Linked DNA regions of Homo sapiens: region 2 is linked to region 1. Evidence: chromatin contacts called from ENCODE Hi-C or POLR2A ChIA-PET data. All regions are on one chromosome and are shown on one strand. The core of a region is the stretch at or near the end of the contact, and the rest is flanking DNA. Distances in the headings are between cores, read along the strand shown. Region 1 overlaps LOC105370777 (a long non-coding RNA gene). Region 2 has its middle 110 kb from the start of THBS1.

Evidence for each region. Hi-C counts contacts between places; a loop is a spot of excess contacts on that map. ChIA-PET counts read pairs that join two places held with the same protein, here RNA polymerase II (POLR2A). Pooled maps may share reads with other maps.
Region 2: a loop to region 1 is called in a map of posterior vena cava, with 2.0 times the contacts of the local background. The contact joins two enhancer-like sites. A Hi-C loop is called at or near these places in 2 of 168 maps with a recorded cell type or tissue (IMR-90 and posterior vena cava) and 6 of 50 pooled maps. POLR2A ChIA-PET finds 5 or more read pairs at or near these places in 1 of 52 experiments (BJ).

The regions. Positions count from the first base shown.
Region 1 is chr15:39,357,793-39,362,884 of GRCh38, reverse strand. All of the region lies in intron 1 of LOC105370777 (a long non-coding RNA gene), which reads left to right. Among named protein-coding and RNA genes, the nearest start is that of LINC02915, 110 kb to the right of the region's middle. Within about 2 kb of position 2,209, at least 2 of the 41 ENCODE cell types and tissues checked have a DNase peak (open chromatin) inside an H3K27ac peak, as active enhancers do.
Region 2 is chr15:39,463,814-39,469,687 of GRCh38, reverse strand. No RefSeq gene overlaps it. Among named protein-coding and RNA genes, the nearest start is that of THBS1, 110 kb to the left of the region's middle. RefSeq lists an enhancer at 251-1,368. Within about 2 kb of position 3,068, at least 12 of the 41 ENCODE cell types and tissues checked have a DNase peak (open chromatin) inside an H3K27ac peak, as active enhancers do.

The DNA.
Region 1 (5,092 bases), core at 960-3,459:
CTATTTACTTTTCAGCACAGAAGGAAATTAGAAACAGAGGTCTGGATTGCCACTGAGAGGCAATTTTGAGTTAATTAATGAAGCGAGGGAATCCAATGGCAGTAACAGAGTCAGTTTTCCACTTTGGGCCTGGAAGCAGGACCTCAAGTGATTCTAGTAATCTGAATCTTGTGTGGCTGCCCAGGGAGCTGTCTGCCATTTCAACACACCTGGCTGCAACATTGTAGAATGCAGACCTCCTTACCTGTTTTTGTATTGTGCTGTCACTAGTGGTTAGAAAATATTTTGCGAAGGTAGCTGTACAGTGACAATGGCACTGAGAAATATTTACATGTTAATTATGATGACAGCAGTTAGGGTAATGGTTAAATGTTAGAGAAAAGTCATAAAGACCAAGACTGTGAAATAAGATGACAATATTGATACTGACAGATAAATCTTAAAATAATCTTTCTGCTAGTTGGCAAGTTCACTATAGATAGAGGTCGTGTCTTGCCCAGCTTTGAGCCAACAGTGCCTAGCACACTGAAAGCGTCAATAAATGAATGAAACTCTTCTCATTTGTCTCCTGGCCCTTGAATTGTCCTCTTACAGATGTGAATCTAGTGGTTAAACTATCTTTTTTTTTTTGAGACGGAGTCTCACTCTGTCATCCAGGCTGGAGTGTAGTGGTGCTATCTTGGCTCACTGCAACCTCTGCCTCCCGGATTCAAGTGATTCTCCTGCCTCAGCCTCCCTAATAGCTGGGATTCCAGGTGTCTGCCACCACAACTGGCTAATTTTTTTTTTTTTATTTAGTGGAGACGGAGTTTTACTATGTTGGCCAGGCTGGTCTCAAACCCCTGACCTCGTGATCTGCCCGCCTCATCCTCCAAAGTGCTGGGATTACAGGCATGAGCCATCATGCCCGGCCTGGTTAAAATATCTTTAAAATGTCTTTGAGAGAATATTTTATAGCCAACTCAGTAACTTCTACTCCCGATGCTTATATTCTTAAAGCATTCATTTTGCATTTTAACCTACATCCTACCTGCCGTTATTCAAAACTTTTGTTTTGTTCCGTCCTTCATGAAACTAAATGTCTCCATCTTCCATATAAAGTGGTCTCCTAAGTTAAGTAAATGGTCCAAGTGAGCCACTGCTGTCCTCAAACAGTGAGAGGACCCAGCATACATGAGTCACAAAGCCACATGAATGACAGACACACACATACACACACACACGCATAATGTGTTCTAGAGAAGCAACAATGAAAAACATGTACATGACTATGTGGATGTTTCCTTGGCTAGTATGTTTTTCTGTTGATGCTTTGCTTCTAAATAATATTGAGCTCCTAATCTTGCATAATAGTGTAGCAACTTTTTAACTTTTAGGGGTTAGTTTTTAATTTTCTTGTACCTTTTTAATTTGAAAAATGTCAAACTTAAAAGAGGAAATTCCTATATACTCTTCCTCCCCCCAGGTTATCACCATTTCATTTGATTTTGTTCTCTTTCTCTGCATGTGTTTTTCAATCTTTTTTTTTCATTATTGTTCCCTCAAGGAGGCATTTTAGACCTTTTTTTCCCTAATTACCCCATGGAAGTTTAAGACCACAGACATATCGTGTATCTGTTTGTGTAGTGTGGCCTTTTGGGGAGCCACAAACCATTGTATCTAAGAAATTTCTATCCCCTAAGAGCCGATGTTTACCCTCTAATTTGTCTGTATCACTTGAGAGTAAGTTGGAGACATAGTGTACTTTCCCCTAAATATTTCAGTATTTATTTTCTAAGAACAAGGGCTGCTTCTTACATAACCAAAATACAAATATCAGAATCAAGAAATTGAACATGGGCATAGTATTGACATAGTATTATTATTTAACCCACAGTCCATATTCAAATTCTGTCAATTGTCCCAATAATGCTCTTTATAGCTACTTTTTCTCAGCCAGGTTTCAATCCAGGATACATAGGGCAGTTAGTTGTTGTGTCTCTTTAGTCTCTTTTATTGTAGAATATTTCCTCAGTCTTTCTTGATCTTGACATTTTAAAAGAGTACAGAGTATTCTGTAGAATGCTTCTCAATTTGGTTTTGTCTAGCATTTTGTCTGGATTAGATTCAGGTTATACATTTTTGGTGAAAATGCCATTAAAATGATGTTATGTCTTTCTTGGCACATCGGGACACACATGATGTCAGTGTGTCCCATTACTGGTGATGTTGACTTTGATCATGTGCTTTAGGTGGTGTCTGCCAGTTTTCTCCACTGCAAAGTTACTATCTTCCCCTGGTAATTAATAAGTAATTTGTGGGGGAAATACTTGGATGCTGTGTAAATATCCTGTTTCTCATAAAACGTTATCTGCTGGGTTTAGCATCTATGAATGATCTTTCAACCCTGCCATCCTTCTATAGTTTTTAGGTGGAATTCTGCTGTAGGAAAGAACTTTCTCTTTGCCCTGCTTATCTACTGGACTCCTGAATTCTAATTTTATTCATTAATTCATGATCTGGAACAGAAACCTATAGTAGTGAACAGAGGCTAAAGGCAATTAGCTCATAAGAAACACACAGAACATATCCACACACACATACTAAATGTGTATACACACACAGGACATATATATACACATATACTAAGCGTATACACACACACACACACACACACACACACACACACACACAGAGACACAAAAATATTGGAGACAGCTTCTAAGACCATTTGCTGATGAAGGCATTGCTTATTCCACAAAAGGCAGAACACGTGTGATGGACTTCTCAGAGAAAGCCGAAATCAGTATTCACAGCTTCTAACAGTAAATTGAACATGAAAAAACTCCACTAACTACTGATCATTGGACCTGATTGCTTGTGGTTCTGGGAGAGAGAAGAGACATCTGCACAGGAATTGGAGCCAGGCCCTGCCGCATGCAGCCATCAGCCTCAATGTGACACTATGAGCTTTGGCTGGGAATAAGACACTACATCTTGGCTTGGGGACACAAACCTGGAGTACTACCAGAGTAAGGCAACCAACCCAAAAGCTACTTGACAGGGAGAGGAGTCTACCAAAAAGAAACAAAACAAACAAATTCCCTCCCAAACAAGGTAAGCTTTCAAGAAAAATTACAAAGCACACAAGAATATTTTCTGGCATGAGGATAGTCAACAGACCCAAGAATCTGTGGAGTCCATGCATGAAGAACCAGACATAATGGTGCAATATTAAATGTTAAAATAAGGATTCTTGAATCATCAAATAAGTAAAAGAGGGAAGGGGAACAAAGAATTCTTAAGAATAGATAGGGATTAAAATATAGAAACCTTGGAAGTGAAAAGTGTAGTCATTGAAATAGAAATTGCAAGTGATAAGGTGAACTGTAGACTAGACATCTGGGCCAGTCTAGGGTGAGGCAAGGAAGGTATCCAGGGTGCAAAATGTAAGAAGGCACTCACTGTCGCTGCCAACCCTGAACTAGCGCATGCCCAAGAGTGAGTGACTTCTTACATTGTACACTCTGAGTACCTTGCTTGTCTTACCCTTGTCCCATCGCTGGTTGACACAGTGGAAGGGAAAATTATGAACTGAAGATAAAACTAAAGGAATGACTGGGATAGCAGATAAAGAGGTTTAAAAATGAAAAGAGCAGCTGAGAGATCTGGAAGAAAGCTCCAAATTATATTTTTTAAATCCCAGAGAAGAGAAAAATAAAGAGTAAAAAAAATATTGAGAGGTAACCTGAAAGTTTCTACAAGTAAAAATGTTAACCCTTTGATTGAAGAATTTCATCCTTATAAATGAAACTTTAAATGATTTATGATTCATTGCTGAAATATGAAGGGCCCAAATTCCTAATGATCCCCTGACCCTGGCCAGTTTAATTGGGTTGAGTAAATTCTATTTAACCTCAGGGCATTGGCTCATTAGAGAGAATTATGTATGGTACAAAGATTATATTCTCAGTTCTACTTGTCTGGTTGGTAAACAGTCTGTGACTGGTTTCTAGTACTCAGCCACTTCCTAGCAGCAGTGGCTCTATGGTGACTCGACTGTATCATCACTCACTGAGGGGAGGTAAAAGCCTTTTGTTGGCAGCTGTAGTTCGGAGTTAGGCTAGATGCGTGTTTGAAACCACCCACCTACAGGTCTTTCCTCCTTGCTACTGTGTGTGAAATGTTTTCAGCTCCCTGTGCCTCTGCTCTGGTAATAGGCCTCCACTGGCAAGGGAAATGTGTTTTGCTTATCAGACTGCAACACTAACAGCACAAATCATTCAGTAGAAAGTATGCTTTAGTCCTTGAAGCTGTTTGGTTTTCTTTGCTCCTTATCACAACTAACTATGTAGCTACAGGCAGGAAGCCTGACCATTTGGGCCAAGTCAGTGCACACTTAGCCAAAGAGATGGGTCATTGCTTATTTCTGGGCTCTCTTTAGTCCTCAGGCCAATTTGGGACTAGAAATGGATGCAAAGTTTACCTCCCCATTTTTATGGGCTTTTTATCACATGGGTGGTAAACAAAGGCTCGCTTCATGAAGAACTTTAGGGCAGGTGGAAATCCTTAGGTATAGGGGAGGGAAAATTTTGAAAGAACAATTTGAGTAACCCTTGTGAGGCTTCTTGTTTACTTCAAGATAATTAAAATGTCCTGGTTGAAGGAGAAAAATATGCTTTGAGAATTACTCATTTGGTGTTTTTGAATTAAGGGTTTGGCATCTCTTTCCACGAGTGAGTAATTTCTTTTGCCGTGAGTGTCTGTGTACAGATAACACACCAAAATAATACAGAGCCTGCAGCTGAAACGTACCTGGGAAGAAGTGCAGAGCGTCACATGTGAATTGTGGCTCAGCAGATGCTAAGTCAGAAATCTCACTGGAAGGTTTAGGACCTGAATTAAGACACTGAAGGATTGGATCAGGGTGTGTGTGTGTGTTTGCATAAGAGAAAGAGAAACAGTAAAAGGAACAGAGACTGAGAAACCGAGAGATAGGGAGGCCAAAAAAACAAGAGACAGGAATAAAAACAGATTACCCTTGAGAGTTCAGTTAAAAATTAGAAGACTGGACTAGGTGAGAGAAAAATTGCCTGGTCATCATCAAAGTACG
Region 2 (5,874 bases), core at 1,819-4,318, 110 kb before region 1:
CTAGCATGGTGTGTTCTAATTCTATATTGACTAATTTTAGTATGCCCATGGAAATAAATCAAGTAACTCTGTAGTAACCCCCAGGTTTTAAGTGTTAGCATGGCTTGAAGTCTTAATATCTGTATGGGCTCTATAGGAAAGAACTTAGAGCCATTTCTATTACAATGTGAGCTAATTTTTTTACAGTGAAGTAAATAAAAGCAATGCACGTTTTCTTATTTCTCAATACTCAAGTACATTAACCTGGCGACAGTGTGACATCTGGAGAAGGTATCAGGGAGGACTGAAGGTCTGAGAAGTCTTCTTTGTGACTTGAACAGGTCTTGTGTTGAGCATTATACTTGAATATTCTCCCTTTGTCTTCATCCAGGCCCCATATTTCCTCAAGGCTCTTCACAGCTTTAATAAAATGGTGGTGAGAAGAAGCCTTAGTTTTTTTATAGGTAAGCCCTTCCAAACTGGTGGTTCCTCAGAAGAAAATCTTCATATTTGGAAAGCAAGAACTTTTCCTTGGTGGACAACTCTTTTTGTTGTTTTAAGTTCCAGATTGTTTATCTGGTCACAGAGTTATTTAGTTTCCTTTTCTTCTGTGGTATGCTTATGGTTGATTTTGTAATATTCTCAGTCTTGATCATTGAGGGCCACATTCACATTTAAAAAAGAAATGAGGTCATTTTACAGCTCTTCTAGTCTTGCCCTCTAGGAATTACATTAATCCATTTCTCAAGCATACGTTGAGAAAGAAGACATGGCGTCTCATTAGCTCCTCTACTGCACACAACTCCAGTGCCTTTGGGAGCCTTGGACTAAATGTGGTGAAGACCAGTGCTCCTGTGAACGTGATCAACTAAAAAATTCTTCCTGATGGAATGGAGATTGGGGTTTTGCACAGGAAGGGACTGCTCTCATTTTATGTATAATTCAACCTGCAATATCTCATGAACTGTCTCCTGGCGGCCATTCAGCATTAGGGCTTTCTGTAGAAGAAAACAGGGTCAGCACAAACATCTCCCAATTCATTGAGCTAGAAACCTTGGAAATATGAACTTATGGGACGTCTTTTAGGTTTCTCAGAGAAGGGGCCCAGAGGCTGGGGTACAAGGCAAGGTCTGAGTCACAGAGGAACTGTGGGACCAGGCAGCAATCCAGTTACAGGAAATCCATAATTCAAGGCAAAAACGGAACTTGCAACAAGATCAACTTGTGCTGCACTGATGAACTCTTGAACTTCTCTTCTTTCCTTTGGAACATGTTTAAGGCAGGTTTGACTCTACCAGTGGGGATTATGCGGCCCAATGGTGAAGGTCGGGAGATAAGTAAATCCATATATACCTGTAATTGAAAGGTTCTTAATCTTCTTTGTGCTGTGGACTCTCTGATGTTGGAGAGGTCTATAGTGGCCTACTTAGAAAGATTTTTAAAAACATTAAAATAATGTACATAGCATTACAAATAATAATTTTATTGAAATATAGTTGTTGAAATTAAAAAATGTAATATGTAATATAAGTACCTCTTCATTAATGCATGAAATAGCAAGATCTTTCAGTGGATCTTGTAACTATTCTAATTTCAAAATAATGATACAGAAACATGATATCTGGAAATTTCTGTGGCAACTGTAATGTAATGTGAAAATACCTATAATTTTTATTGGTGATAAAGTCACAAGGACTACTAATACTACTAAGGTGCACGCCTACGCTCATCATGGAAAGAGAAATGCTAAATTTCAGGTAGACATTAGTGGGGAAAAAAGTGTAATAGATATTATTATTTTGAGACAGAGTCTCACTTTGTTGCCTAGGCTGGAGTGCAGTGGTGTGATCTTGGCTAACTGCAACCTCCGCCTTCTAGCTTCAAGCGATTCTCCTGCCTCAGCCTCCTAGGTTCAAGTGATTTTCCTGCCTCTGTCTCCCAAGTAGCTGGGACTACAGGTACACACCACCACCCCTGGCTAATTTTTGTATTTTTAGTAGAGATGGGGTTTCACCATGTAGGCCAAGCTGGTGTCAAATTCCTGACCTCAGGTGATCTGCGCACCTCGGCCTCCCAAAGTGCTGGGATTACAGGCGTGAGCCATCGCACCTGGCCTAGATATTTTTTTTCATCCGGGTTTGTAGCCCTCCTCAGTTCCATCCATGGATCCCATGAGGTCTGGCACTCTATGTTAGAAATCCCTGCTCTAGTTTAGGCCTCTGGTTTGCTCCCTGATTGGGATGGCCAGCTGGCCTGCTGACTTGTGCCATGTGCATTTCTTAGGGACCAGGCTGGGGAGGGGGCTGTTGTGGGTCACATCCCCCAGCAGGGGGGCTCTGGGAGCAGGAACAGGAGGGTAGAGTTAGGAGTAAAGGTGGCTTTCTAAACCAAATGTCTGTCCTGACCCCTGTTTTGGTGCTGGAAATGCCATTGTTTGTCATTCAATCCTTCGGGTTATGAGGATCTTAGCTTTAGAGTCACCATTTGAACTCAGCGCTTCTGTGTAGGCCAGGCACTTTAGTCTTTCCAAAGAAGGTAGGAAAGAGCAGATGGGAAGCGAGGACCTGGGACCAGGACACACAGAGGCCCAGGCCCAGGCCCAGGGAAGGAGGCAAGAGAATCAGATGAGGGAGGAAAAGCAGCTGAATTTAGAATTTTGCCTGAGCAGCATCTTTTTCTGCTATGAAATAAACAACTTGAATAAGCCTAGGATTCGTAATATTTCTGGAATCATTTTCTAGCTTCATTTCCCCAGGATTAATGATTTGAGATTCTCCTCAGAGGACCTGTTTCTTCTTTCATTCGAGACTTATTTCTGCTGCTTCCCTAACAAAGCCCAATTTAAAATTCGGGCTTTACTCTGAAGACAGATTCTGGAGCAGAGAGAGCGAGTCTCCTGTGGCCCTAAAATTGAGCCAGGCCTAGAGGTGGCTCTGAAAGCTGCAGTCGCAGAGACATGGCCCATCCAGAGCATGACTGGGCCTGACCCTTCCAGCTGCCGCCTCAGAGCGTCTGTGAGGATGGAGGCCTGAGCAGTGGCCCAAGGTCAGGGCTTCTGAATGCAGTTGCAGAGATATGTGTGGGGCCACGGCCTCTTGGCCTGTGACGCAGGCTGTCTCATCCAATGGGTTGGGATGTATGTGTGCTGAAAATGTTTGACAGTTTCATGCCAAATGGCCACATTTCCCATTTGGTTTCCTAATCTGGGGAGGGATTTCTTTAGTTTATGGTTTAATTTTAACAAGACATTTGGAAAAGATTAAAAATTAGAAACTAAGCCCCTTGTCATTGGCAGTTAAGTGAAGATGATCTCTTCCCTTGAGAATGCTGGCTGCAGGGACACAATGCTGAGGGTTTGAGCTCCTCTGTTTGAAGGAACCCTGAGGGACAGAGTAGTTGAGCCTGATATTATTTGGCAAATAATTTCTCTAAACTCTGTTCACTGAAAACACGGGCAGGCATCAAAGAGGTGGGAAAAATAGCTCCAGCCTGCAGCATCTTTGGCCCATGGGGAGACAAAATTTGCACATGTCAGCCACAGGAAAGAGCAAGGCGAGGCTGTTTAACATTTACAAACAAGGATTTTTTTTTTTGTTTTTACTTGAGGCTCACATGACCTGAGTTGATTGGGATTTTGAAGAGAAAGAGATGAGTGGGAGGAGAAAGAGTTGGAGTAGGCCCTCCAAGCCACAGCTAGAAAGGAAGCGTGGGTGTAGCCAATGAGAGGAGGCCCAAACAAACTAGTTCACTGCCCTCTTAGAGCTACAGACCACAGGAGTCAGAGGGAAAAGCTTCTAGACCCTCCAAATCCAACCCTTCACCCTCCAGGAGAAAACCGAAGATCAGATAGGTGCAGTGCAGTCCCCAAGGTCACAGGCATAGAATTGGGTCTCCTGAACCAGTGCTAATTTCTATGGCAACATGGTTTTGCTGCTGTGTATATTGGGGTAATTGTGGGAAATAAGGTTAGATGGTGTGGTGATTTTTTAAAAAATCATGTCCACAAATTCTTCAATACTGCTCCTTTCAACAGGTGGAGCTTAGTTCCTCTCCCTTTAAATCAGGGCTGACATAATGACTTGCTTCCAGTGAATAAGATGGAAGTGAAGATATGATTCAGACACTAGGTCGTAAAAAGGCATTGTGTCTTTGGTCCCATTTGCTTTCTGTCTCTCTCTTGTTCTCTCTCCGCCTGTCTCTCTCTGCCTGTCTGTCTCCGCCTGTCTCTCTCTCTGTCTCATCACTTGCTCTAGAGAGGTGAGCTCCAGCTATCATGTTGTGAGGATACTCAAACAGCATATAAAGGGGGCCATGAGGGAAGGGATAGAGACCCCTTGCCAATAGCTGTTTGAATGAGTCATTTTGGAAGCAGATCCTCCAGCCTCAGTCAAGCTTTCAGATGACTGCAGCCCTGGCTGACCTCTTGATTGCAACCTCTTGACAGAGAACCAGAACCATCCAGCTAAGCTGCTCCCAGATTCCTGAATCTCAGAAAAACTGTGGGAGAAAATAAACGTTTATTTTTTATGCTGCCAGGTTTTGGGGATAATTTGTTATACAGCAATAGATGTCTGGTACAGATGGTGAAAGGGAAGGAAGGTAAGGTAGAAGCCTAAAAGCCAGCCTGCCCGGTTTAGATTTGATCTATAGGGAGACACTGGTTTTGAGTAAGACATTTGAGGAAGGTTAAGCAATTAGCAAGGTTACAAGTAGTTGGAAAGGAAAAAAATTGCACTGAAGAACTGTGTTTGAATCTCCTAGCGATGTTTTTTGAATCTGCATTGAATAGATAGCTTGGATGGTTGTTTAGTTCTTCACTTTTCCTTGTCAAGAAAGGCAGCAAAGAAGAGCCTATTGCTTAGGGAGAGGCAGTTTAGAGTACTGGATATGAAGATGAGCTCTTGCGGGCAGGGAGCTTGGGTCCTAATCCTGGCCCCCTTACTCTGTTTTGTCATCTTTAAAAGGGGGAAAATAAGAAATAGTGCCTAATTCATAGTTTTTAAAAAATGAAAATTAAAGGTTTGATTATTATAAAGCACCTAAGCAGAGTGCCTATACATTATAAGCACTGTCTGTGTTTATTAGACAGACTTTACACAACTTCTAGTTTAACTTTTCAAATTGACAAGTAAAAGTTGTGTGTTTATGGTGTACAACATGTTTTGATCTATGTACACATGGTAGAATGGCTAAATCAAGCTATTTTACATATGCCTCACCTTACATACTTACCCTTTTTCGTGGTGAGAGTACTGAAAATCTAAGCAATTTTCAAGTATACATGAAGTTGTTTACTGTTGTCAACGTTGATGTACAACAGATCTCTTGAACTTTCTACTGTCTAACAAAAATTTGGTATCTGTTGGCCAGCATCTTCTTAATTCCTCAAAACCCAGCCTGTGGTAACCACAACTTTTCTCTCCTTTTCTGTGAGTTTGACTTTTCTTTTTTTTTTTTTTTTAAGATTCCGCATTTAGGTGAGATCATGTGATATTTGTCTTTCTGTGCTTGACTTATTTCACTTAATGTTCTGCAGGTGAATCTATGATACGACAGGATTTCCTTCCTTTTTAAGGCTGAATAGTATTCCAGTGTGTATCTATTGCACATTTTCTTTATCCGTTCATCTGCTGATGGGCACTTGGGTTGATTCCATGTCTTGGCTATTGTGAATAGTGCTGCAGTGAACATGGAAGTATAGATACCTCTGACATACTAATTTCATTTCCTTTAGAAATACATTCAGTGGTGGGACTGTTAGAATTTCTGAAGTCTTAAGTTCTACAGCTTTAGTCTTCTAAGAAACTGCAAGAATCGATATTATGTGCTGACTTGTGCCTGCATCACATTCACTTGTTGAAGTCCAAAAAGTCTTAATCTCCAGTACCTCAGAAT